Regions from separate parts of the Homo sapiens genome. Here region 2 is linked to region 1. Evidence: chromatin loops called from intact Hi-C (ENCODE). Cell type or tissue: sigmoid colon. All regions are shown on one strand. Region 1 overlaps PDE4D (phosphodiesterase 4D). Region 2 overlaps PDE4D (phosphodiesterase 4D).

The links. Peaks named below come from ENCODE experiments on the same cell type or tissue, not always from the same donor. Only the 100,000 strongest peaks of a DNase experiment are listed, where the experiment ranks them.
Region 2: a loop joins it to region 1, with 5 times the contacts of the local background. A loop is called at or near these places in 1 of 110 quality-filtered maps.

What each region holds. Positions count from the first base shown.
Region 1 is chr5:59,024,533-59,027,032 of GRCh38, reverse strand. All of the region lies in intron 6 of PDE4D (phosphodiesterase 4D), which reads left to right. Among named protein-coding and RNA genes, the nearest start is that of PDE4D-AS1, 14 kb to the left of the region's middle. In sigmoid colon, no CTCF peak of the experiment used is centred here; a DNase peak (open chromatin) is centred at 1,148.
Region 2 is chr5:59,776,412-59,778,911 of GRCh38, reverse strand. All of the region lies in intron 1 of PDE4D (phosphodiesterase 4D), which reads left to right. Among named protein-coding and RNA genes, the nearest start is that of MIR582, 74 kb to the right of the region's middle. In sigmoid colon, no CTCF peak of the experiment used is centred here; no DNase peak of the experiment used is centred here.

The sequences.
Region 1 (2,500 bases):
ATCCTGGATGGGATCCAGAACAGAAAAAAGGAAATTACGTGAAAACTAAGGAAATCTGAATGAAGTGTGGACTTTGTTTAATAATAATGTATCAGTATTGGTTCAATAATTGTGACAAATGTGCCATACTAAAGTCAGACATTAAAAATGGGAAACAGTGTAGAGTATATAGGAATTATCTGTAATGTCTACACAAGTTTTCTGTAAATCTAGATCTGTTCTAAAACAAAAAGTTTTATTTAAAAGATCGAAGCCATCTTTTAAGGCCTATCTGGAATGTTACATCCTTTATAAAGCCTTTTTTTTTAATCCCATCTTCTTCCCATCCTATATCTGGGGTGTCCTATGTCTCCCACCTCAGGCTTTCCTAATTGGATACCTTTGACTTTCCACAGAACTTTTATTTGTAATTCTCTTAACTCTTAGTACAATATTTTGTGTCTCTGTTTTATTGTTCTGATGAGGTCTTCTACGGTGTTTTTAGCCCAACCCAGTGAGTGTCTGGTGCCTTAGACCACTTGGCCATCCTGACACCCTACACAGTGAGTGTCAATATAACATTTTGTAGTTAGTCACATAAATTAGTACAAGAATGCATGATGTTGGTTAATGCAAATGCTGTTTTTTACCTTGTATTGGTAGATGGAGAGTCTGAGCATTCTACTTTGTGCCTTTCAAGAAAGGTTTTTTTCTTTTTCTTTCAGTGACAGGAATCCTGAGCATTTCTCACTTAATCTCAGTTCTGCTTTTAGATACTCATGTCTCAGAAATTTTATCATAGTATATGCTAGATCAATCTCATCTCGTTTAAATTAAAAGTTTGTAGTGCACAGGCAAAAACCATAGAGGCCATATTCATGGTCATAAACTGCTCTTTCTCATCTCTACCTATTTTAGCAATAACATTCTTCTTATTAGTTTGTTCCAAGTGAAAATGACATAACTGAATACTTTCCCTGCTAGTCTGGGAAGAAAGGATGTGTTTGTTGGCTTTTGCCTGTCAGAGAGTATTCTGCAATGTTTGCCTAGGGCATGCTTGCATTCCCATCAGCATCTCTGGTCTGCTGCACTGTAATCCCTATAGGGACAGCCTCTGGCTTTTATTACTGACAAGCAGTGCACTGTGCAGCCATAGGCACCATAATAGGAAACACCTTGGCCTGTCATAAACAGGTCTGGAGAGTAGAAAGTACAGGCCTGCTGGGGATGTGTCCATAGCAAAGAGGCAAAGATGCGGCTGCCATATTGGAGTAAGTGCAGGCTAATGTCTGCCATCTCCATTTCAGAAAATAACTGGCTGATTTTGAAGCTGCTTTTTGTATAAACAGTAGTGTTTTGGTTGCTTTTTGTTTTTGGCTTAAATATGAATAAAGCCATCTTAAAGAGATTATACCCTTCAAAGTATTTTGAGAAGATCTATAAAGTATTTTCCTTTTGTTATTTTACATTTAATTCTACCTGATCATTCCAATCCAAACCCAATAGAGAAGGAAAAACAGATATTTCACTATAGTGGGAAATTAGGAAAAAAAGAACCATGCAAAAATACAAGTGATTGTGTGTCTTTTAAAAGAATTACAAATCACACTGAATTACCCAAAATTACAAAGAAAAGTGCATTTATTATTAAGGTAACTTGTGTTGTCTGTGCCTTTACATCAACTCCAAGTTTTATAAAAGGAGTACATTCTTTGACCATAAAGACTTTATATTTGTTAGTGTTTTTTTCAATCTTTAGGGAAAAAATGAACTGCAATATTAATGATAGGCTTTGTAGCAAGAATTTAGGAAGACAATAAATTTCAAAATTGGAAGGGTTATCACAGTTTTTAATAAAGAGATAAAATTATTTCATGAGTGCTTTAAATATATATAGGTGTCATTTTATTATTTACAAGGAAACCCATTTCACAAAAGAGGCTAAAGACTGTAAAGATTGAACAAAGCTATAATCCTGTTAAAAATTAAGATAGGTTTAGGAAAACTAAAGTCCTAATTTTTTTTTTTTGACCACTTTGGCCAGAGCTGTTCATAAATTAGGTAATCAATATTTGTTGACTAGTCCCCTCCCTTGTTAAAAACTAAACACTTGTCCTCTTGTATCTTTTTTAAAAAAATATTTCAAGTAAGTTTCAACAGTATGCTGTGATAAGGATGAAACCTATTAACATTATCCTTGGTATATATTTTGATTTTCTGTTGTTTTCTTAATCTTATATTGTCAGTATGGTTTCTAAGATCTAAGATCTCCATAAGGGTAAGTGATAATTGGGTTTTGATAAATCATAAGGAATCTTCTACTAGAAATATGTCTGTTTATTTATTGTACATCAGGAAACGATTAGTTTACTTTATGCCAGAAGATAATGTTTGGGCCTAAATCTTAATTTTTCTATCTAGTGTTAATACAGTAGAATGCCTAAAGGATATATAGAAGAAAAGACAAAAAAAGAAGATGAAGAGAATGCATCATTACAGACTGAATCATCAGTCCCTACAG
Region 2 (2,500 bases), 750 kb before region 1:
ATTACAAGTGTGAGCCACTGCACTGGCCTAGCAAAAGGATTTCTAAAACAATGTAGAATTTTAGTAGATAGATCAGTATAAATTGATTTGAACACCCTACCTTTTTAGCCTGTTAACTATCTAAAAGCATAAAAAATAGTAAAACAAACGGCAAAATCATTTCCTCCTTCCTTTTCTACCTGTGTCTAGTGTCTATTGAACACTTACTATATTCCCAGCATTTAAAGTACAAGAATCATGAGGCAACTGCTGTTTAGACTGAAGTGTTTTCACCAGGGGTGTATCAAGAGGATTTCTTTGTCATAGGTTGATTTCCCTTATAACTGATTGATTAAATAATTACTAGTTGGCTTATGCAATGTTTATATAATTACAGGATATAAATGGTGGTTATTAGCCTAACTAGAATATATGCCTTTATAATATTGGTGTAATATTCATATGTATTTTACTACAGCTTAAAATAATAATTTCAGAAAGAAATTCAAATTGATTTTCATAATTTAGCAACCATTTGAGCTCTTCCAGGTCAGAATAACTTCTTGGGAAGCCCCAGAAAGAAAAGCATATACCTGCTTTTACAGTTATCCATAGATTGACTATAAGGCTAGGTATTGAGTTGGCGGATGCATACTTTCTTAATTCTTTAGATAATAGGTCAATAGTGTGGTAGTGAATCTTGATGGTAAGTGTCCTTCGCATGTTTCATACTGCACAGTAGACTAGACTGAAAGTCCCAGGAGACTGTGAGTGTAGCAAAGAATGAATCTTGTATCCCCAGATACACAAAGACCATGTCTTCACTGGACCCACAGAACCTAGCACATGGTGTGTCTTATTAAATGCTTGTAGAATAATTAAATAAATTACATTCAGAAAACAGTCTATAAGTCTTAAAGTTTACCTTTCAATTATGTAATTATTACTTTTAATTTATAATTTATTAACAGACATAGATATTCACAACACCTGCAAAAGAGTTTATTTCAACTTCTTTTTTTTGTCTCATCTAAAAAGTGTGGATTTAATATAGCAAAGTTTGCTTCTAGAATGGAATCTTTTAGAGTGTATATGCGCTTTTGAAAAAAATGGTTTATGATTTTGTTATGTAATACTGTTATATAAGTTATTTTAGAAATTGCATGATTTATTATAATATCAGCAGTGAATTTAAACATTACACAAATGCCTGAATATAAAGAAATAGGATCACCTGTGTCCAAGTTAATTGCCTTCTTTTGCTGTATTCATTAGCCATCAATACCTACATAATCTAAGGCCAAGATACATATGGAGCAATCTATGGACAGGCAATAGCATCCCATGGGAGCTTTGGAAATTCAGGAGCTCGAGCCTCACCCCAGATGTACTGAATCAGAATCTTTATGTTAGCATGGTCTCCAGGTGATTTGTAGGTCCATCAATGTTTGAAGAGCACCTGTCTGGCCTTCAGTTGCCTTTATACATCTTCTTACCAACAGTACCATCTAGTCCAATATTTTTCTGTCCTGTTAGTTTGTCCATAGTCTCCCAACAGGCTTCTGTCCACAAAGCTGTTATTTAGAGGCATGGCCCCATCCCTCTCATAGTCTTTGCTAAGGTTATGTCTTTTACATTTGGAGATACACCAATTGCAGAGGAGGGTGAAATTAGCCTGAGAGCAGGACCATAACAATAACCTGATTCTAATGGAGGCTGTTACCAGGGCAGCCAGTACCCGAACTAAGTCATCATTCTGCTGGAAGCATTCCGTTTGGCTGCAGTTCAACAAAAAGAAAAAAGAACGCACTCCAGAAAATCAGGAAGGTTTGCATTATCTATCAGCTATGTTCAAGGAGATGTTTGTGGAAAGTCGAGTTAAGGGTTCCTGGAAACATTAATCTCTGGACATGCTGGAGGATGCAGGTGGATTTAGAGCCAGGCGAGTCTACATTCACAAATCACATTAACATATTAAAAGACGGAGAGCTCTTACTCTGAGGAGCCCCATTTAGTTGTATTCAACCCAGCTCCATATATTTTTTAAATCACAAAATGCTTTTTTTTTTTTCGTGAAACATTCATTAAAATTAGGCAAAACTCATCTTCGGTGAGACATGCTTTGTGAAATGTGAGTGGAGAGGTTCCTCTGAAATTGTCTAAAAGGTAACTTAAGCCCTGATGTTTTAGAAAATTTGACTTATTATGTAACAGTGAATATACCTATCTGTGTAGTTTCACTATTTTAGAAGTAAAACAATGCTTTGATTTCAAATATTAAATTAACTTAGGCATTGCTCTCCCACTCCATCTCCCAAGCTGTGACTCAGATATCAGAACAAATTTTTTACCTAGTTAGGGAAAAAAGTTTCCCAAGTTTCAGAGCCATAAAAGCATCAGTAAAGCACCTATTTATTGTAGCACTCTCTTGTTTTCCATCTTCAATTTCCTAAACATTGAATATCTTGTTTTTCATTTTTCTTCTAAAAGCATTTGTGGTATATAATAACACCGCATGAAA